Linked DNA regions of Homo sapiens: regions 2 and 3 are each linked to region 1. Evidence: chromatin loops called from intact Hi-C (ENCODE). Cell type or tissue: IMR-90. All regions are shown on one strand.

Region 1 (8,000 bases):
AAATTGCACCTTGCTGTATTGAAACTCTTCTCACTTGCTGGGTTTTGAGTGAAATCTCTTCCCTCCCACCAGGACCCCATTCTGGTCACCCACTCTTTTGAACCGTTGTTGGGGACGAAAATACTAGGTTTAGAGTAGGTGAAACGGTCAAAACCAAATTTCTATTAAATATCAATTGTACTAAAATAATTTCAAACCAACTTGATCCAAACTTTGCTAGAAAGAGTCAGGAATAAGTGAAAAGGGAGAGAACACTAATATCTTAAGTTAATGGGTTTCTTGCCTATAAAATGCCCTCAATAAATTTATTTGAAAACTGCTTCTGTATAGTAACATGAACTACAATACATTTCAGGATAAATTATTATCTATTTGCCATAGTATTGCAAGGAAAATTTTCAGTAAACTAAAGCAAAAGTTTAGCTTCAAAACACTTTATTTTTATGTCCCATAAGACATACAAATATTTTATTAACTCCTTCACGGGTTAACAATTTAGTTTGTTTTCTCGAAACAGCCATCATCAACACACTGCTTTCTCATAGCACTGCTTGCACAAACTTTTTGTCTTTTCTTAGTCTGCAAAGTCACTGCTGAATTCTCCTCAAAGATTATTTTTTTCCCGTAGTTTGGTCATTTTTTCCATCTCAAGAGTCATTTTGCCCAAATACTAAGGTAAATCCATGCTACTAGAGAAACTCGGCCATGCCGGAAACTAAACTAGCAACACGACCCTCCTACGAAAACGGGGGACAACTCACGTTAGCTAATGCAGTTTGGCATCTGAAGTGTGCAGCATAGCGAAGACCTGTTGAATAATAGTGACTTGAAGACTCGAATATTCTAGACTAGGATCCATCTCCCACTATCTAAACCCGCAACTGAAATATCTACATAATGTTTGCATATCTTTGGCCAGTACCCTTTGGGGGAGCTTCCAGGTGCTGAGCTTTCTTCCATCTTTGGATAAATTCGTTCTAGCCTTCCGGAGTTCAGGAGCAAGCAAAGGGAATCAGGTGCAGAGAAGGACGTGAGGTTTTCCTCTGTCGGGGCTAGGGGAGTTGTGGAGATTTGGGGTGGAAGGGACAGCGCTTATTGAACTTCTGGGTGCCTAAGGTTTACTCTCTCAGTCTGGGTTTTGGGAATCGCTTTCTTTCACAAGGGATTTCCTTTATGACTTGGAGGAAAGGGGTAGTTAAGATCTGCATTTCATTAATCAAGAATTTCTTACTTTTTTTAAAAAAGTATGCTCCTAATCCAGTTTCAGAATGACTTTTCTGGATTATTGTAAGTACGTCAGAAACTCCCAGACCTGAGTAGAAATTTCAGAACCACTTTTGCCAGAGAAAACTGTGAAGAAAAGAAGCATGGGAAACTCATTTTCTTTATAATAAATCAGAACATTGAGGATACTGATCAGGTCCCCCTGAGAGGAGCATCTTCAGTGATGTTTGTTCGCCATCTGTGTGTGTTCGGTGAAAACTCTAAACCATTTTACAGCATAGATTACTATTTTTTTCCTTATTATCCAGCGTTTGTTTCAATTAAAACCCTACTATTCCATAGGATTGCTGCTGTTGTATCCATTTTTTTCCCCTTCAAAGTCTTTTAAAATAAGTTTCCTTGTCTCTTGCCCATTTGTCAATGTCAAGTATACACTGCCTATTTAGTTAAAGAAAAGTGTGTATTTCATATGTTATAAAAGAACAGCCTTCTTTATTTGGTTTCTTGGAAATCAATAATCTCTTAAACGTTTACCAAGACCCCTTGGGGAAAGGAGAGATGTAAACAATAACCACCAAACTTCAACATGACAATATCGGTTAAAATCTGCAGGATGATCATTCGAATGTGGAGAGGTAAAGGGGGATGATTTCAAACTCCCGCGATTACGGAAGAAGGGACCCCAGGTGTCGGATGCCTGGCTCCATCCTCTGCAACTTGCAAGGGAGTTACCTTGGAGAGTGGGGAGTTAATTCTAAACTTCTTTACCAGGCATTTTAGTAGCCACGCTGGTCTTCAAATAATTTAATTGGGAGGTGGCTGGATGACCACAGAGAGGTTGCAAAAGATAGTTATCCCCATTAAAAGAAATACCATGATTTCAGTCTTTCCTGACATAATTAAAGGCTTTGGTAACACTCCTTTATTTTGCCTCATGCTGTGAAAAAAATCACTTACTTCTCCAGCAAATGAAACTTTAAAATAAATTCTGCAGTTTAATTTCTGCTTTTAAAAGTTAGTAGGTATACGAGGAAACAGAGAAAGCATTAGAACAACTGAGTTACACTTCAGCTATTTAGCAGTTTAACATTAGAAGGAAGAATACAGCCAGTTTTCAACTTAGCCAACTTTTAAAACTACATGTGTTCCTGGAAAATAATACCCGACTAGAGTCAATTTGCATGAGATTCTAAGCTAGGATCTCAAGAAGGTGATAAAATATATGAAATTTCTTGAGTAAATGGTTGGGGAGGATTTGTAAGCATCTGAGGATCTAGTGATCTATTAGAAGCACAATGCACTCAAATTTGAATTTTCATGATCAACTTTCAACCCTGAAAAAATGAGAGCCATTTGCTTAACTTAATCTGTAACATATGTTTGCACCAGTAGCAGGTTTTTTGGTGTGTGGCTGGGGCTGATCAAGTTGTAAATTTTCTGCTTTAGGTTTTCAGCGCCTGCTAGTTTCAGCCTAACACCTAGAGAGAGTCTTTGCGGGGTTCTTCACCAAAGCAGCCAAGGTTTGACAAAAGGTTTCCAAACCACCGAGCTCTGTGTGTTGTTAATTTCCCCCAAAGGTAGAACATTTCTATACAAATTAGTTTCCAAATCCTAAAAGCAAGTAACAAGTTAAACTCTCCCATGTCAAAGTGTTTAAAGTTATAAAGAGATATTTTTAATTTGCAACCGTTGCCTTCCTCACCAGCAATCCTTTCTTTAAAAAACAGACAATGGTATGAGAGCAGTGGGTGCTGTGAAAATGACATCTTCATTCGACAAAACAATATTCAGGTCTTTTTGGCTTATCTTAATTTTTTCCACCAGAAATTTAGAACTACTGATTTTCTCTCTTCGTGCTTCAACACAAAGGAATCCCTCCAAAAGTGTTTTGAATATCTGAGAAGAATCATTTAGTGATTGAAATAAATATACATTAGAATCCACAAATCATTCTTCTTGTGAAACAAGCTGTGTAGTGACTTTCATTACTAATATTAAAATATATCTCTTTGTAGACATAAATTTTTAGTACTTGGGCTATAAAGAAATCATAATACTTTTTCAATCAATTAATGCTATCTCATAATGACAAATGAAAGTAATAAGTTCCCCACATCAGCCTGATTCATCTTCGAGTGAGAATGGGGAGTAGTGGTGGGAGAGGGTGGTGGACTCTAGTGGGAAACCTCGACGATTGTAAATCACCATCTGGACCTGCTGAGTTGTCCTCTTGAAAACCTCAATCACATTCTTGGAGGAAAGTTACTAAGGTGCCTTTTTAAGTGCACCAGAACAGGTAATTGAACCACACATGTGCCCTAAATTTAGGTGCAGAGTTTCCCTGAATTTCATTATTATATGGATTAAGATGGGCAGCTCCCACCTGGACGATACCTTAATCAAAAAGAGAAAAAGTGTGACGAAAACAAGGGCAATAATAACATTACCAGCACTGTACTGATCAAATGCCCACAAATAGTTCAGAACAACGGTGCTAAAAAGCCGCTTTAATTCTGAAACAGAAAGTCCTGAGACACCGAGCGCCATCTAGCAAGCAAAGTTAGAATCAAAGTATGCCTGAGTCAAGCACAGAGCACAGAAGGACAGGGGATGGGGAGGTAAAGGGGGACTTCGAGATCACTTGCTGTGATTTAACCATCCACCCAGTCTCACCTGAGCCCAGAGCTACCTGCAAGTTTCTGCTCTTCGCCTCACCGACCAGCTCAAATAAACCTAACAACTGAGGTGAGACAGACCGTTTCTGCCTCCAGCCAAGGCTAAAGGACAGCTCCTCGCAGGATTGCTTATTGTCTTTAATTAGAACAGGCCGCTTCTCCATCCCCTCCTACCACCTCCCCAAAATCAGCCTAGTGTCTAACTAGTTTTGCACCTTCTTATCCAAATGGGGACAAAGAGCAGTGCCTGAAAGGCTCACCTTGGGCTGAAATGATTCCCAGGGCTTCAGCGCAGAGGAAAGCGCATCGCTGGGAAAACATAGCACGATATGAGAAGTCACTCTGAGTTTACAAGGCTGCCCAGACGCCTCCTGACAGGCGATCTGAGCTCTCTCCGAGTGGCATAAGACACATATTTACTTAACAAGCCACTGATGGTCATGGAAATGGAATGCTGCCTCCTAAATATAAATGCTGTAACTTTATTCTTCTCCAGGCAACTGGGTCTTTGATATTTTCTTTGGCTGAAGAAAAGTCAAAGGTAGCTAGAAAGCTAGAAAACTACCCTGTTAGTGTGTAGCTTGAAGGGGGTGGGGGTGGGGTTGAAACACTTTTTAAAAATAATTTTAAAGTTTGAATAATGTTACCTAATTATATGAATATTCTTTGGAACTGGGCTAACAATGTAACTACAAAATAAAGCTTCTGGGATTTCAATGTGAAGAAAGTAAAGAATAATCTGCTGGTTTCTGTAGAGGCAGGTACCGCATATTTTTCTTTTAAACCAGTCCATCTGAATTCAAAAGACTGAGAGAGTTCATCTCAATAATATGTGTGCTTTCTAAAGAGTCTTTCTGGAATTTCATTTTAAGGCTGGAAAATAATCCAGTGTATATACATGCTAGTCTTAAACTACTCTTAATTTCCTGCTATTGAATATTGCCTCTATAGTAGCTCATTGATTCACATTGTTCTTAGAATACAGAGCCAGAGCTAGGCTTTTCTATTGTTCTCTCCTCATCTCCATGTCCCACACACAATTTTTTTCCCAGTGAAGTGAAGTTTTGTAAAATAACAACAAAAACAAAAACAAAAAAATTAGAAAATGAAATATTAAAATATTCCTGTTGAATATCAAATGCTACTCCAATCTCAGGTTTGCTACTTAATGAACACAAGCACAATAGATATGAAATAACAGTCCTCTTGATTTTTCTACTGTGCTATTTGCTGTGCAAAACAACCACATTAAGAATAAAGGAAGCATGAGATAAGAGTATGCTTAACACACTCACAGGTCATAGAACTTACAGGAAAAAAAAATCTCAGAAAAATCACAACCCACCCAACAAACCTAAGCCAATAAAGAGAGACTTCATAGTTTAACCCACAATTTAGAACACATCTAATACATTTCTACAAAACCTCCTTTTCTCCTTATGCCTGAAAATATGTGTAAAGATCTGAGGATGGACAGTAGACACAATTCATGCTCTCTCTTATTTCCCTCTCCCTCTCTGAAGTTCAGAAGAAAAGTTCCCAGGGCAGTCTTGCCTCCGGATGCCAATAAAAATTTAACTTTGTGTGTGTGTGTGTGTGTGTGTGTGTGTGTGTGTGTCTTGTTAAATAGTACATTTCTCCCATCAAGGTCTTCTTAAACACGGAACCTTCTCCTAGACAGGGTACCCAGCTGTTTAATTTAACATTGATTTATTGCTTTTAAAAGTAAATTTACACACATGCCAGCAGCGCTCCGTTTTGTTTCCCCAGACCCTGAGATTTATTTTCTACTTAGCGCTTGTCTGACAAAACAATGTCCTTTAACTTTATTACACATCGATAAGGAAATCTGTCTTATTTTTGTTCAGATTTATTGCTGTGTTACTTGTGGGGACTTTTGTGATCCAGAAAGGCTCAGGTCCGAAAATAAATAGAAAATTAAACAGAGTTGATCACAAAATAATGATCAAAACCTTACAATATTGTCCAGCCTATATCAGCCTGCTGGGGGGTGAGGTGGGGTGGGACAGAGGATGATGCTCCCCTAGTGAGCACAGTTGCTCTGGAAGAAAACAAAATGTCTTTAATGGGCAGGTAGCGTTTGAAGGTGGAGTAGCCAAATCTGGGTTCTGTAATATCTCCAAGTTCTTGGTTGAAATGTATTTGGGATTACAGGGCAGGGAGGTGCATCTGCGGGACTCCCCACCCTATGGCGGCCTTACCTCCGTGCAGAACTCCCAATTATCACGCGTTCGTGATGACTGAGCCCAAGGGAATTAAGATGGACTTTGAAGCAGCTTTTACGGTACACTTCATCTACATTTGGGTTTTCTTTAGTTCTCATTAAAAGGGCCACTTTCTTCTTTTCATTGATATATGTCTTTGTGTCCTTCATTTCACACTCTTAAAAAAAGTTCTCTCATCAGATCAAGTGCAAAAAGGAGGGGACGACATAATAACCATCATAATCATGATAACAACAACAACAACAAACAAGTGGTACTGTGGGTTTAAATCTTTTTTAAAAGAAGGTTTTCTCCTCTATATGGCATGGCCCTCCAATTAAAAAAAAAAAAGCTGGGGTTGAGAATGAGGATAATAAAAGTGTTTCTAAGGTTAAATTACATGAAGGCAGGCTTAAAAAAAAATCTCTGAATGTGATGAGCTTTCCTCTCCCATCCTGATTTCTCACAGAGACATTCAGTAATCACTTTAGAGCTGTTCACATGAGGAAATGAGGACACTATCTTTTCTAGTAAGAAGTGAAGATGTGACAGGTTTTGTTATTGGAATGAGGGAGAACTTCGTAAGATATTCCCTTTTTTCGCCCCTACAAACCCAGCATCTTTAAAACCCCCTGTCTGAAAGCGTGACTCGTCTGTTGCCTTTCCACTCTGGTCAGTGGGTCCTCGAAAACACCATAACATGTTTCAATAATTCTGACAAACCCATGAAGATTTTTTAAAGTTAATGAATCATTCTTTCTCCTGAAAACACATAAAAACACGTTTGTGCACGCAATTCCAATCTAATGAGAGAAAGAAAGAAAAGGGAAGGAAGGAAGGAAAGAAGGAAGGAAGGAAGGAACGGAGGGAGGGAGGGAGGGAGGGAAGGAAGGAAAGGAAGGGAGGGTAAGGACAGAAAGGAAAGAAAGAAAAATAGGAAAAAAGGAAAGGAAAAAATATCCCTCTTTAAAAGGGGGGAGGTGGAGTAACTGCGAAACATTGAAAATTCTCCTATTCATATTAGGAGCTTCTTCTTCTTCTTCTTCTTTTTTTTTTCTGTTTGCCCTTTGAAAAGGGGTCCTGTCACTCAGAAAGGGGCTGTTTCTTCAACCTCCTCCCCATCCACCCACCAGCCGGCCCCCCTCAGCCTCGCAGCCGGCCCCGGCCCACCCCGCGGCCCTCCCAGCGCACACACAGTTTCTTCCAAGTGCTTTTTCAAGTAAGAGCCGGAGAGATGAGAGGTGCGGCTTCTCCAGCGCGGAGCCAGACAAGTACTTCTCATCCCGGCGGAGCGCGGCCCGGCGCGGCCAGCCCGAGGCCCGGACGTTCTATGTCAAGAAGCCCCACGGCCCCCCGGGCTGGCCGCCCCTCCCCGCGGCTGGACAGCGACGTCGCGCTCGGGCCTGTCACGTGGCCGCGCCCCCCCGTGCCCCCGCGGAGCCCTTTGTTAAGCCCCCGGGTCTCCACGCGCGGCCGCCGTGGCTGGGGCGGTGCCGCATGGTGGATGCGCCCGGAAGACGATCGGGGTACCCTGGCTTTGCCTCGGCTCACCACGCAGCCCCCAAACACCTTGGGCGGAGGCCCCAAGCACTTGGCAAATCAAGATTCTCAGTCCTTTGAGGAAAACGGCCCTGGGCCACCTCCAGTGTTTCAAACCAAAGGCACAAAGTGGGGCAAGGGGGCCAGTGGAGGGCGCGCCTCTGCACAGGGGTGTAACCACTGGGCTGACTTCCCTCCTCCTTTCCATTCCGCCTCACCAGTTCCTCGCCTTTTTTTTTTCTCTTCTCTTATCCTCTGCCACGCTCAGAGGCTCAGTGGGTGGGAGTGTGTGTGTAAATGTGTGTGTGGTGTGTGTGTGTGTGCGTGCATGTGCAGT
Region 2 (8,000 bases), 290 kb before region 1:
CTCTAAGCTGTCATTTTAGCAATGTGACAGAGTTTGTAGGTAGATGAGCTGCTCTTTAGCTAATGGATACCAAATGTTTCTAATTTCACCTTTTAAAATATATCTGACCCCTAGGGGTGACATATGGTCATTACAGAGTTAATGCCAGAAGTGCCATCTATATATATGTGCTATGGAATCATGATTTTTGTCACTTGAGAATTCAAAAGCAGCAGCAAATCATTATAATTAAAATTAGGAACTATTTACCATAAGCTAAAACTAATAAACATTATGTAGCATGTTATATTGGTCAATGGTGTGAGCTCTAGAGTCCAACTAGACTCTGATCCCATTTCTACCATTTATTTACTGTGTTAACAGCTGTAAGATAAGGATATGAACAATATCTGTCTGCAGGGTTTTAGGAATGATTAAGTGAGATGATACATGTGAAGTGCTTTATGTACATGTCACATGGTAAGCAATCAGTAAGTGCTAGCTATTGTTATTATTTACAAATTTTTATTCTTGAGCCATGTATTAAACTTTCTAACGGCTGTGCAGATTATATAATTTCTCACTGGCTTTCAGACCTGCCTTAAGCCAATCATATCATTTTTTGTGTATGTATGTTGTTAAAATTACTTGAGAATAGTTCCCATATTGACTCAGAAGAAAGGTGACCAAATGAATATCTTTTACTTAGCAATTTGGTTGATTTCGAGCTTTCTTACTGTACATAACATGGACAATTGGTCGTTTTCACTCTGTATGTCACTAAAGAGGTTTATCACTGCTAAGAGCTGCCACTACCCAAAATTAAGTTAAGCCTCAGAAAAGTGAGAAGGAAGGTTGAGAATGAAAGAGAATAGGGGTAAGAGTACATCAAACAAAAGAAGATACAGAAAGAAAGGTGCATGTGAGGAGCAGGAGAGTACCATATGTGTATGTCACTTGTGCTATGGGTAATGGAAACAGTCATGCTTAAGGTTTGGCTCTGAGAATTGTTAAATAATTTACACAGACAAAACAAAACAAAACAAAACAAAAAGATAGTAAGGAAAATCCAGGAAGATCATGCATAAAAGACAATGATGAAGAAAATAAAAGTATCTAAAAGAACATACTTCAGTTGAAAGAATATACTCAGATTATAAGAAATCGTATGTCTCATTTTGGACATACTAGTATTCATCTTATGATGAGAATCCTTAAAATTGTCAGGGGTAGGAGATGGGTGTTCATCTTTGGAGGACATAGATTCCAAAGCAGTATTTCAGATCACGGAAGCTTCCTAATTGCTAGAATGACCTGGGAGTTGCAAATTAACTTTTATCTGGGAACATGGTACAGCAATGGATTAAGAAATGGGGAAGAGATGGTTTCTTACAATCTGAAGTTACAACGATGGAGATTCTAAACATCTCTGGTACCCTCTGAGACCTTCCTAAGCCAATCATATGCCTTATACATTTTGTATTGTCCTTTTTTTTTTGACCCTATAATTAAGATGTTCGAATTCCTAGGGTTAGTAAGCAAGTCTGAAAAGTGATAGTATACACAGAAAAGCAAGTAGTCTCTCCCCCAAATATTTTTAGCATGAGGATTTGGTAGTACCTCAATAAAGGATCTCTACAGAATTACTATTCCTTTGAATAAAATTGAAGCCAATATTGTATTATAATATATAATTAATCTTATTTTCCTCTATGCCAGTTTGCCATCCTTACAATGGATTTTCAAAACTACTTTTTAAGCTTAAAACTGTGTACAATTAAAGTACTTTAGCAAATGACCACAGTCTCTTTTGTCCTTTTTGCTAATTTATTGGGAGCATCAATTATTCTTTTTAACAGGGAAAGAGGTAGAAGTAAGAAACTCAAAAGTACAATTATATTTTCTCCTACAAACTTTCCAAAAATTTTTATGTTTTTAGTCCTCTTTGCTTATATAAGAGGACTTTATAAATTATACCATGTTGAGATCCCACCCCTTATCTATAAATAGCTTAAGGAAACACATTTTAATGCAAAGTAACTTTGATTAATAAATAAGTCTTTATGTTGTAGCTTCTACTTTGGAGTAAGCTCTGGGTCACAAAAAGCATGGCAGGAGTAGTTTAATGAAAATTATAACTTTTTGTTTGTTTTGATCCGGGATATTTTGGACACTCCTGCCTAGTGATATTTGGGAGGAAATCAAGTGATTTCATTTGAGTTATATGGCTTGCTTTTATACACTAAATTATCCTACTGTTTATATGCCAACCTATACTTTCCCTTTATGTATTAGGAACTTGATGTAAGATGGAAAAAGCTTTAAAGTATGCAAGCGCTGATAGACTGAAAATCTGATGCTCTAATCACTTCTTGGAATTTTATTTAATTAATATTGTGCGGAATATGGAAGTTTATACTTTCTAAGGAAAATGTTAATGTATTTTTTAATCATTTATTGTATTGTTCAATTTAAGAGGGAAAAAATGAGCATATGTCGCAGTAGTTGCAAAAACTTGCAAACAGTATTAACCCTTGGGCTCACGTGTCATTTTGTATTGGGAACCATAAAATAGTTGGGATTTTACTTTTGAAGAAAATGTTAAAATGTAAACTCATTTTAGTCATTGAAATGCTAGTTAATTCCATTTTCCTTCCTTTTAACATGAATTACCTTTTTTGAAATTATTAGTATTCCTATTAGACTTAGCATTCATCTAACATGTTTCAGGTTGTCTTTTGTCCACAATGCTTAGTACCAGAAGTGTTTTGGTTTTTGGATTTTTTCAGATTTTGCAGTATTTGCATATACATAATGAGTTTTCTTGGGGATGGGACCCAAGTCTAAACACAAAATTCATTTACATTTCACATACACCTTATACACATGGCCTGAAAGTAACTTTATACAGTGTTTTTAGTAATTTTGTACATGAAATAAAGTTTGGACCCATCACATGAAGTCAGGTGTGGAAATCTGCACTTGGGGAATTGTGCAGTCCACAAAAGTCTGTCATGTCAGTACTCAAAAAGTTTAGGATTTTGGAGCATTACGGATTTCAGATTTTTGGATTAGGGATGCTCAATCTGTAGTATCTCTTTTGCTTCCAACTTGATAGTTATGACAATGGATTTTTTATTTGAAGGTGAGTACAACTATTTTTAGGGCAGCCATAATTATGTCTTTTCTAGTCACCTATTTAAATAAATTTCTTAGACATAGATTTCTTATTGAATAGTATTGATATATTATGGCTTATTCTTGAAGTATTTTAAACACTTTTTCTTTATGAAAATATTGAGAAAAGTTTTGATGAATTCTATTTTGTGTTTGCTAATTATATTTTGTAACCACTTATAAGTGTTTTTTCTACTTGATATAAATATTTAAAACTCTACTATTTGTTATTTTATTTTGTTAATTTTAAAATAAAAACTATGTCCTATTAAAATTAAGGGTGGTTTATGTATTTTAAATTTTATGATTATATATTGTTAATAGAATGATTTAAATATTTGCATCAAATTTAATGGAAACTAGTTCTTTCTCCATATTTCATAGAGAGAGAAATGTAATTGCCTACACTTTAGAGATTTATCATATTACTTTGTTCAATGATTTCTGTGACCACTAATTAGATATTTTAATGAATGATATATGTTCCTGATTTGAGTTTTGCATAAAAGCACATTATGATGTGATATAAAAATTTAACTTAAAAAGTCACTTAGTTTATGGATTTTGTGCTATCATGTCTTTGTATTTCCATTAAAGTATACAAAGTATGAATTCTAATGTAAATATTAAAACAAATGTTATGCCTTTGGAGTCGGAGTACTTGTGGCAATAAATCTAATTGAAAATATATACAAATTAAAATATCTAAGTAGTTAACAGGTAAAGTGAAAGATTTACAGTAATTGATAGAGCAAATCACATTTCTATAATTCAATGTTCAAGTTCTTTTCAAATGCTTACTGCTTTTCCTTATTTTACCCTTCTATTGATATCCACTTGGAAGACTCGGAAAGCAGAAAACATCTCTTACATATCCATGATCAAAAATGAACGCCTGATGGCCTGAAGGTTGAAATAATTATCTCTGGTGGCCGTGCAGATCTCAATGTTGAAGCTAAGAACCACAGGGCAGCTGAATTAAAGCATGAAAACTGGCATGAGCACAGACAACTGCTTGAGGCTCTTTATTACTGTTTGATACAGCAGCCCTTTGTTGAGAATCTTGTTTTTTTGGTTGGAAAGCAACTGTGTGTGTCTAATCTCGCATTTGCCTTTATTATCAATTCCCTTCCTGTGATATTTACAAAACTAAGCAACATCACATGTATTTATCCCGATTTCTGAATTAGTGTTTCTGAAGCTTTCTGCTAATCTGCAGATAGGTGGCACCGTTCATACAGATTGGAAAAGCAGTGCTTTCCCTGTTCACACTATTCCATGCTGTAAATTAACCTGTCACTTTATTATTTGACAAGATCTTCATTTTTATTCATCAGGACTTGGGCCAGGATGGGTGCATTTACGGCCATTTGCTTTGCACGGCTCTCAGCTGAGTTTGTAGGTATTGTAAGTGAGATCCATTATCCCTGTTACAAGTGCACACAATGCAGATGCTGATCTGCGATGATGATGAGAAACCAAAGTCAGTAAAGACCACATAAGCCACCCTTGATGAAAAGATAAATGAATGCATAAATAACATTGTGCTCTGCTCTGTTTGCTGAGATCAAGGATAGATTTTGAAGGTTTTGAGAGATCAGACGTACAGAACCTGGAGAAATTCATCCTCCTTCACTTTGCATTCAGCAGGCATTTCACTGTGTACAGAGAAGCTGAGAGACATTTTAATACATTACTGGAAGCTCAGAAATGTTTGGGCAATTCTCTCTTTTTTTTTTAATATTAAAAAAACACAAAGAAATGGCAGAGGCATTGGGGTTAATAAGAATTAAACATGGTGCTAAGAAAGCCCTGCTTGCTTTAGACAGTTCCTAACTTAGTTCTTTATGTAAATACACTCACATCTATTGTGTTCTAATTATAAATGTAATTATAGAGATAAATTAGTAAATTATGTTTGTAATTGTATTCATAAAGATTAATGACATTTAAACAGACATATGCATGACAACGTAAGATATGTATTTAAAGGATGTACTTCAACTTTACACAACAGATGTATTTTAAAATAGTCTATAAAAATAATTTAGCTAATTGAGTACATTTTTTAAAAATTGGCAGCACAGCAGCATGGATGTGAATCTGCACAGAGTGTATACTATTAAGTGTTTGTCTATACATTGCCCTGCAACACATATTTTGAAAAAAGTTTAGCTGCTGAGTGCCTATTAGAAGTAAGAGTCTTGGAGAATAGCTCTGATGGTAATGTCTGTAAGTTTTACAGGGATAATGTGCTACACTGTGATTAAAAGAGGACAGTTGACTGAAAATGGCCCAAACTATATGATACAATTTTTGTGATTTTCTGGTTTAGAAGATTTTCTCCTTCTTGTGTAAAAAAATAATTTTATACAGCCACCTTTGGCTAAATGGCATCTCGTTATTGAAATATGTTATATAAAGAAAATAGGACCAGACAATGGATATGACATAATGTTATATTTCTTTAATAAGTATTCATTACATACTTTGTTTTAGTCCTAGTGCCTACCTAATTATTATAATCACTTACTACATTGTTTAAAAGAGCATTTTGAATAACTGAATGATAGTTCTGTAGTGGCAAATAGCATGTGAAATTCATTCTACTTTTTTATTTTGTTCTATATGTGTGGTAGATAATAACATGGCATTCATTTAACCATTACTGGACACCCGTTGACTAGTCGTATTTTCTGTCAAAAGACTGTTTGCAGTTAATGTTAGCAAACCCACCACAGTCTGCCAGTGTAAGCAGATTATCAGTAATTGTATGTGTGTATGCATTTTGGGGGAGGGTAGGGGGCAACATTTTCTTCAGGTCTGAATAAGATATAGATTCCTGCTGGCTGTTTTGTATTTCATCATAAAGCCTGTGAGGAGGCCGCTCCCCATTGAGTGGCTGTGGCCCATGAAGTTGCTGGCGTGCTGTGCAGTGTTTTGATCTCGGCAGTGGCAGTTATGTTCCTGATAAATTTGTAACCCCCAGGAACACCTGCAAATCAGGCTGGATTTAAATTAAAATTAGGTTTTATGGCATTTTTTAATCAGACAGAAGGTGGTGATAAAAAGAACCATGTATTTTCATGGAAGAAAGGTAGTAATATTTCAATTTAATCGGAACTGTTGCACCAATAATGGAATCCAGATTGATCTGGGCTTGAAATGATGCAAAGATTAAAACCATATTTTTTAAAGGTGTAAATTTTTTGAGACTTAAAACAATGAATATGATTTTAGATCATCCAGGGTTTTTAGACAGAGGAAGTATGCTAAGTAATCTGCTAAGGACTCTTAAGAGCCAAATTTCTATCAGTTTCTCAAGAGACATTTTGTGGGACTAAGTCTTTAATTCATAAAGTTAATTCAGTAAATTTTGCAACAGTTGTATATTGCTGAGCAGTGAAACAAACCCAAAGAGATTTTGCAAGTGTTGAGAGGGAAAGGGATGAGGTAACAATCTATTTCAAATAGGAAATTCAAGTCACTCAACTAAGTATGGTTGAATATCACATATTTTAAATAGACTAGCTGACACAGTGGTGTGTGGTTTTCCCCCCCCCAGAGGTAGTATAGAACTTCTAATTGGCATGTTAAGAACAGATATAGTAAAAATTAGTTGAAACTACTTTTAAGGAGTCATAGTTTATGCTAAGAAGAATCTTATAAAAAGAAATTGTATTAAAGTGTTGTTTGCAAGTGAATTAAAAGTGAAATTGTAGTTTTACTTTTGTGTGAAAAGTATTCTTTTTGTATTCTCTTTTGTATGCATCCATAGAGTGAACTCTGCATCTCATATAGGGCTTCTATTTAATAGTGCTTGCCAAGTCTTTATCACTATAGATCTAAAGCAGTTCGGAGCATTGTTTGATTTGAAGCAGTTCCCTGTGTATAATTGCACTTTGAGTCTTTGCCTCTCTTTGGCTGAAAACCTAGCTTATTGCAGCTAAGAGAATCTCACACAAAAAATGCAAGTTGTCCTTGTGCATAAAAGCAGATTCTGCACTTCAACACCTTTTCAAATTAATATTTGTGATGGGTCTATTCTCTGCCTCTGAGTTTCTGTTCTCTTGCTTTGTTCCTGTGTTTGATGTAATGTAAGCAAGGACAAAAAGGAGAGCTGGGAGAGTGTGTGAAAATGGTAGTTAAGTGGGCTTAAGGGGTGCTTCAGCACTTTCTGAAAGGATTCATGAGTGAATAGGCCTTCAGAGTGCTTAGCTGTAGTGCTGTAAATAGACAGGTCCAGCACAAAGCTGCAGATGAAATGAGCACATGCATATCACCCCTTGTGACATCTGGCCAACCCTGGAATATAATTTCACTTCTTCAGCCTCAACCAAACATTTCCCGAATGCTCTGGCGGTTAAAATCTTTTGTTTGGTTAATTGCAATGAGTATAATATACAAGTCTCTTGGAGGTCTGCTGTGGACGATTGGACAATTGAAAGATTTAATGAGATACTGCCAGTTACTCATAATAAGGTTTCTTTTCTGCTTGGTAGTTTCTGAGGTTTTGTGATAACATAAAACTCCTTAATGTTCCAGCAAAAAGACAAAATGAGAATTGGAGTATACATTTGTCTGGTGATATCTTTTTGCTTATTTCAATCAAGAAAAGTGTTGTAGTTTTTTTGATGATGTTGCTGCTGTTATGAGTTGTATATTATTGTTGAGGTTCTAGTTTTTTAAATTTTGGAGCCTGGAAGATGGTCTTTATGATTATGTGAATGAAAATTTGGAATTCTTCTTAAAACACCACTGTGCACATAATTGAAATAATATATTTTTACAAGGGACAGTATGCTTTGTGAAGTATTATTGAGGGAGGAGGGGGCAATTATAAG
Region 3 (8,000 bases), 310 kb before region 1:
GGGTAAATTCAAAAAGATTGGCGAAGACTAGAAATTATACTAATGTTCAAATTAATAACCTAAACTTACAAAGCTAACGACCATTTGGGCTATAAATGATTGCCAATCACAATTGCCTAAGATATGTTACCGTGCTCTCCAATTTTCATCTTAAGAATTACAATTCCCTTCATGGTCTATGTACCTTATTCTACAATGAAATAAAACTTATATTACCACTTTATACAATCAAAAAAATCTTTGCTAATCTACTTTACCAAAATATTCTAAAATAATACACTATTTAAAAAATTGATTCTTCTCTCTTCTAGAAACTTGACAGTAAATTTAATTAAATAAATTATTTTTAGTGTCATTTACAGGTAAGTCAAATTATTAAAGAGATAATTACCAAATCTTTATAAAAGTTTTGAAATCTTTATATAAATATATAAAAATATATTAGACCCTAAGTTCAAGTCCTCCTTTCTTATCCCAACAATATATGTGATTGAATTCGTACACAGTTGAAGTAAATTTATATCTAAAACATTGCTGCTTCCCCAGACTTTGTTTTCTCCCTAACTTTGCTGACACTGGAATTACCTGTGGAATCTTTGAAAAATGCTAATGCCTGATACCTACCACCAAACACTGAGATTAAATTTGGAGTGCTTAATGTTTTACGGGTGATTGTAATGTACATCAGAGTTTGGGAACCACTGCCCACTGTTCAAGTTTCACTTTTGACTAATTACATCAGAATTTCTGGGGGAAGGGAGCTGACGAGGGAATAAGTGTATTTTAAAGCATCCCAGGTGATGGCAATGTGCAGCCAAGGTTAAGAATCACTGTTTCATAGAATCAGGGAAGAAGTCAGAGAAATTGGGAAAGAAAATAAACTTTAGTACTTAGTGACCAAATACAGGAAGCAATACGGGACTCTGAGAACACAGAGTTTGAAATTTGGGGCTAGGCGCAGTGGCTCATGCCTGTAATCCCAGCATTTTGGGAGGCCGAGACGGGCAGATCGCCCAAGGTCAGGAGTTTGAAGCCAGCCTGGCCAACATGGTGAAAACCCATATCTACTAAAAATACAAAAATTAGCTGGGCATGATGGCGGGTGCTTGTAATCCCAGCTACTCGGGAGGCTGAGGCAGGAGAATCACTTGAACCCGGGAGGCAGAGGTTACAGTGAGCTGAGATCTCACCATTGCACGACAGAGCAAGACTCCATCTCAAAAAAAAAAAAAAAAAAAAAGAAATTTGGAAGTAACCTAATATTTAGTCTTTCCCACTTACTTTATGAATGTAAAGTTAAGTTACTTCTTCATGTCCTACATCTAATAAGTGGACATCACTTCTTCCCACACATGTGTTTACACATGCGTATACACAATTTCTCCCCACTACTTCCTTTCTGTAATTGTAATATTTTTTGTTGGACAAGAGCAGGACACTTGTACTATCACTGACAAAAGTTGGAAAGGTAGATTATTGTATTGAGTATACACTGGTGAGTTTAGTTGTTGATTGGTTCAGTTTGAGAAAACAGGTATTTAAAAAGGAGATTATTTTTATATAAACTTAGGAATAAAGAAATGGTATTCAGGTATGAAATTAGGACCACATTGAGAGTCATTAACAAAAAGGGACAAGTTAAAACTATAAATGTGGCTTAAGAAAGAATAGAGGACATCAGAGGGTTGAGGGCTGAGTCTTGAAAAGCAACCACATTTTGGGGCTGGTACAGGGAAATGGGACAAGGAAATACATTATAAATGTTGAAAGAACCACTGTTTTGTTTTGTTTCTGAGACAGGGTTTGACTCTGTTATTCAGGCTTGAGTGCAGTGGTGCAATCACAGCCCACTGCTACCTCAAACATTTCGGTGAAGGGTATCCTCCCTCCCCATTCCCCCAGTAGCTGGGACTACAGGTGAGTGCTGCCATGTGTGGCTAATTTTTTTAATTTTTTGTAGAGATGAGGTCTTATTTTGTTTCCCAGGCTGGTCTCGAACTCCTGGACTCAAGCAATCCTCCCGCCTTTGCCTTCCAAAGTGCTGGGATTACAGGTGTGAACCACTGCACCTGGCCCACTGTTTTTTATGTTGCAGGAAAGAACAATATAATTTTTTTTTCTTTGCAGTAATGACACAGAGTATACATAACAATCATGCAAACATTTGATGATTGAATAAATGAAGCAAAACATTATATGAGGTGTTTTTATTTTTTGAAGAAAAAGAACTGGAGTACAAGAAAACACACTGGATTTGGGATAAATTGATCTGGCTTCTAGTTTCTCCTTTGTCTCCTACTAGCTATGTGAATTGTGATAAATAACTTGATCTTCCTGAATCCATTTTCTCATTTGTAAAATGGGGATAATGCCCCTTTACAGAGTTAGTCAGAGGGTTAAATGAGATGAACTGTACTGCACTGTAGCAATATCATCAACATTATTAGTGGGGAATTCAGTAGGGGTTAAAATTTGGAGTTAGACCAAACCCAAGTTCAAATGCTAGCCCTAGCCACTGTGCCCTAGAGCTGGTTACTTAACTTCTCTGAGGTGTATTAGGAAATGAAGATAATACGCATACATTTGTCATTATTTTGTTGAGATTAATGAGGATTAAATGAGATACTATAAGAAGGGAAAGAATATGTTTGTAAGCTGCAGTTATTTATTCATGTTACAAATGGAATAGTCCAAATGCTTATGGCTCTATTTTCTTTTTATGATAACATCCCCATGCTTTCTTTTCCTCTTTATACTTTTCTTTGTAAAATTTCATTTGCTGCTACCTGTCCTTGTTATTACCTGTATCTATCTTGGAAGACCTCTGCCATGAATATTTCGAAAAGTGAAGGCTTTCCTTGAATTTAATGTTCCTTTAGGATCTGCTCAGAGTAGAGAGTTCATACAAAGCACCCATTGTATGGAATGTTTCCTCTAGTTTGCTGTTACTAACTGAGGTCAGGAAAGTACATAGTTTAGGGGGTTCTGAGGGAAGGGGGCTAATAATTTACATAAGCTATCTAATGCTCAGAGCTGGAAGAAGCCAAGACAGAGACTCTCGAAATTACAAACTGATGGAACAAAATGTGACTATTAATGCTGACCCAATATGTATTTCTACTTTTGCCTCACACCACACTTGAAATAGGTCATATTTTTAAAGCATAAATGCCATCAGTTGAAAATACTATTTAAATTGTCTTATTAAACTTGGTAGAGCATAGATAATACATAATATTAGTCACTGTTTTAATACATTGTAAATATACATTTCATACTTTAAATTTAAATGTATGCTTGATGATAGCAGCTTTGCTTTTTATTTGGCATAAAACTAAATGCCAAAATGCATTTAAATAGTAATTCTTAGTTTCTGTTTCTCACTTAGTTATTGCCCTGATAAAATTCTTCGGGTTGACAGTTTGCTTCTGTCTGTTTTTCATGCTTATGTGCTATCAGTTTTTCTCACAATTCACAATGATAGAAGGAGAGTGTGTTTATATAATAACATTTAATGCTCTTACTTGCAAGAGCGAATTAAATTATTTTTAATGATATATGTCATTACCTATAGTGAAGACTGATGAAACGTTTCTTTTCTGCAAAATAGGGATAACACCCATACTTCAGCTTTACTGTGATATGGAAAGCATCCAGCTCAACATCCTGTACTTGGAAACCTTGAATACATTGAGAATACTGGTAAAGAGATATGTGTATTGGAAACAAATATTAAATGAAAATATAATCCAGCCATGGTAGAACTCTTTCTCATCACACTAGCTTTCCTAATCTTTCTTCTGGAATGCTTCTATATAGAATCCTTTTATGATCTTGCTACCCAACATGAAGTATCTTTCTTCCATATCATCTTCATTCTCTTTTAAAGTCCATACTTGGCAAACCTAATATACACGTATTAATTGAGGATTTGAGGGAGGGAGTAGAGAGTTAATAAAATCATAAAGATAGCTCATTCTTCAAGATGATAACCATTGCCTATATTAGTGGTTCTCAGATATTTGGGTTTCATATGTTTGTGTGAAAGTTATTATATTATCTTCAGTTTTATTTCATTTCTTCATGATCCATGACAACTTCTTTTAAGTTTTATGAACCTGTGTTTTGGACCCAGTTAACCACATCTTTGTGATTATCTGCTTCAACCAAGAATTTGATCATGAATAGATGAATTATATGATGAAATAAAAGTCTTTGTTCAGCATAGAGTAAAACCTTGATTATCTGGTATGCTCTAGGATCCTATACTGCATTATTCTCAGAAGTAAGTGAAAGCAAGGGCACAGAATACCTGTTTATGCCTGTAGTTAGAAAAATGCAACTTGTCTTTGATGGTCTTTACTAGAAATATTTTTGAGTCCACAAGATGGCAGTATTACCTCATAAAGGTAAACAAGCCAATGAAGAGCCCAATTGCTTGGTTTGCCAGTACAAATAAAGGAAACTTTGAATGCAACTGAAAAACTTGTGGTCATTGATAGAGTGTGGAAGACAGTGTAATGGATGATAGCAGAACACCAAAGTAGAAAGTTACTAATTCTGTAAACGATTTAGTAAAAAGAGTAACCATGTCATGTGATACGGAATCTTTCTACTTTTTTCCTCTACCTTTTACATTTATGGGAAAGAGGTGAATATCAAGAAAACAAATTTCATAAGGATCCCTTGGCCTCTACCATATTCAGTCTAGTATTTCGTTCCATTCACGTTTATAGCATAAAAATAATGGGTTAATTACTCAATGTTCGGTAATGATGACCCTGATTATCGAAGCAGCATTATATGAGGGAGGGTAACACGTTGTAGGAAAGATTTTCACGAGTTCTTCTGAACAACCCTCAGTTATTCACAAGTTATTCTTAATAACCCTCAGTTATTCAGAATACCACCTGCTCTGCTGTATCAATGAGTTTTTATACAGATCTAGATTAGGTAAAAAATTATGAAATTTATTTTATTCCGGATTTGGGATATAAATTAATTTAGTATTTTACAGATAAAAGGAGTTATGATTTCTTATTCTGCTTCTATGTATTTCTGATAAGATACTGTATCTTATTCTAATAGTTTAATTATTTAAGTGCTTTACTTAGACCATCCAAATGTAATTTTCAGATAAATTAAGTAATTTCAAATTCAGTCTTTGTTCACTCTCTCACTATTTAATCAAGCACTCACAAAAACAATTTATTTTGAATAAGATAGTACTATTTTGGATGCCATATTTCACATTTTAACTGCATATAACTTAAGAAATATTAATTCTCACTGACACTTTCAACATTGTTAAACTTTATAAACATTTACATTACAGCATAGATTACTATAACTTAAGGGAAAATTTAGAATCTTATTTTCCAGTTTTCCTATTCACCTCACAACATTATTTTCATATGGAGTACTCATAGCTCTATATTAGCCATGGTTACAGAATTCAAAGTGTTACTAACAAGGAAAATCTACAGATTCCCAAACCCTCCTTGATCATTATTTATGCCTTTTAAGACAGCTAATAAGATGTAGCAGATTTTTCAGAGTTTAGTTTGTCTACTGTGACTTTCTTTGTTCACTATCTTGAGTAGGAAGAGTAGTCTAAATCTGCGGGATTGTAATAGGAATCTTCCATGGAAGGATGTTCTAGGTCACAGAAAGGAGAATATTTTATCTAGACTGATCTTGAGGGTGTAGTTTGATATTTCACACTCTAAAACCAAGCTCTGTCTATTGTATTATTAATTAAACTCATTTTGCATTAAATTGGTGTGATTAAAATTATTCAATGTTATAATAGTTTAATCACTATAATAATTTCAAGGAATATTCTTTCACATTTAGCTTTAGCATAAAATTTGTAGAAGTTTATATTGGACCAGCAACCATAAATTTTAGTTTGTTACATAGGCTTAAAAGTGAATATTAAAAAACTGATATAAACTAACCCAAAGAAAATTACTTAAACACAAAAGTTGTCTGGGAATTTTATTATGCCATCTTAGTCTGCTATTTGAGAGTTCTGAACTTAGGATATGGTTAGTGCTCAAATAATCTAGACTTTTTTTTATCCTTTTCTAAGGAAGTAAGCAATAGGACAGCAAAACTGACTGGAAATCAGTTTTTCATTCGGCTCATGCTCCAAGCTGTTCTCTTGTATAGATGCTATCGTTATTGGCTCTAGTATCCGAGGAGGACAAAGTAATGAAGGAAAGTGACAAGGTCATAGAGGTAGAAAAGGGGACGCTTGCAAGAATAGAGAAGTAGGAGGTTATATGAGTCTTAGCTGAACATGACCCCTTGCTCCCTGTCCTTGATGCTGATAGTTCTGTGAAGACAGTTCACAGCACTGGGAGAGTAAGAGCATCAAAACTGACTTTTCTCCTGGCCGACAGAAAATCTTGTTGATTAGTTTAAACACAGAAGGAGGCTTTTCCAGCCCCTTTGACTATAGAAACTCTACATATGGGACCCTTTTAGGAAGATTAAGTGTGGGGAATCAGAGCAATATGCCACATCTGCTCTCACCAGCCTTAGAATTAGGGCAAGGACTTAGCACCAGAAGTACAGAGAAAAAGGAGACTATGGGGAAAATAATAAACGTAAAGATGTTATTGAAAAGAATAACCTAAAAGCAAACTCCAGAGGGAGAAGAAATTATCTCTGAAAGAACTTTGATACAGTTAGTTATGACAGTTGTTTATTAACTTAAATTTTCCAAAGTAATATGTATGCTAAATTTTTTTTTAAAAAAATGGTCTTCCTTTACATGAAAAATAAATGCATAGAAGATCTTAGAGGTGTGGCAGATTACCTTTGGAAAACACAGCTATATTCTAAGATGTTGTGTTCAGTAAGGAATATGAAGAAGAAAAAGAAATATGAAGAATTATTTGCTTGTCTTTATTCTTGTGAGGCACTTGAAAGTATACTATGAAATTTTAAATTTTTTAGCAAGTATGGTATTTGGGCAATAAAATGCATTTAATATTTCTTAGAAAATATTTAGGATTTTTAAGTTTTTTTTGTTTATCATGGGAATATGCCTTTTTTGGGACCAAAATAAAATTTCCATAATTTTAATGTGTGATTTTACACTGTCAGGTTATAAATATGGTGTTTTTGAAGTGTTATTATATTTGCTTTGCAGAACTTTTTAGGTAAGTGGATGGAAACTAGCTATACAGTGGAGATTTAGATCATAATGAAATAAAAACTCAAAATGGACACGTTGAATCAGACAGAGGTTTAATATCTTTTAAAAGGGTTCAATCAGTTTTCAAAATCCAAATTACACTAATGACATAGCCTAGAAATACAAAGATATTCACAGTACTAAATACCTTTCATTTTGTGTTGGAACCTTATTCTGAACATTTTGGGAGCAAGCAAATTATGATAAAATATCAAAATTGATGAGTTTACTGCAGAGTGTGAAGAACCAGAGTAAATTAGAATTCTGCTCACTAAGTGCCTCAGAGCTTATTCCAACTGACTCATCAAATGAAAAATTCATCAATTAATCCTCTGACAATAACGATATATACACAAAAATCAATCTAGAATTGATTTTTTTAGTCTGAACATGAAAACTAAGCTCTGACTTATACATAATGTGAAATTTCTCTTCATTTCGACTTTATTATTGAGTATAACAGCTGAAGTGTTCATATAATTATTTGTTCTGTGTCAACTACAAAAGTGTGATTGTTTGAGAAAGAGTATATGTGCTGTGGAGATGTTCTGAAGCACAATCCGAGTGAGCTAATAAAGTTGTCAGATGCATGTAAGAATACAGCTGATAGGAATCCCTAGAAGGCAGCCAATAGAGAGGGACACTGATCACTAAGCCCTGATGGGAGACCACCCAGGACAGTTAACAGTGAGCTGAGTACTGAGGAAGATCAAAGAAAGAGAAGTGTAACATACAATCACTCAGATCTCAGACACGGATTAAAAAGAACATTGTAGGAGTGTGATTTCTATGA

The links. Hi-C counts contacts between places; a loop is a spot of excess contacts. Peaks named below come from ENCODE experiments on the same cell type or tissue, not always from the same donor. Only the 100,000 strongest peaks of a DNase experiment are listed, where the experiment ranks them.
Region 2: it touches region 1 in a loop (3-fold over the local background); 14 of 110 quality-filtered maps call a loop at or near these places.
Region 3: it touches region 1 in a loop (4-fold over the local background); 22 of 110 quality-filtered maps call a loop at or near these places.

Annotation. Positions count from the first base shown.
Region 1 is chr5:93,603,769-93,611,768 of GRCh38, reverse strand. No RefSeq gene overlaps it. Among named protein-coding and RNA genes, the nearest start is that of MIR2277, 13 kb to the left of the region's middle. RefSeq lists a silencer at 3,652-3,946. In IMR-90, a CTCF peak has its summit at 3,764; DNase peaks (open chromatin) are centred at 3,778, 4,298 and 7,388; H3K4me3 peaks cover 1,203 bases; H3K27ac peaks cover 1,254 bases; H3K27me3 peaks cover 1,219 bases.
Region 2 is chr5:93,891,305-93,899,304 of GRCh38, reverse strand. The region is part of intron 6 of ARB2A (ARB2 cotranscriptional regulator A); the gene reads left to right. Among named protein-coding and RNA genes, the nearest start is that of POU5F2, 150 kb to the right of the region's middle. RefSeq lists an enhancer at 6,689-8,000. In IMR-90, CTCF peaks have their summits at 131 and 4,376; no DNase peak of the experiment used is centred here.
Region 3 is chr5:93,911,671-93,919,670 of GRCh38, reverse strand. The region is part of intron 6 of ARB2A (ARB2 cotranscriptional regulator A); the gene reads left to right. Among named protein-coding and RNA genes, the nearest start is that of POU5F2, 170 kb to the right of the region's middle. In IMR-90, a CTCF peak has its summit at 4,391 (motif pointing right); a DNase peak (open chromatin) is centred at 4,410.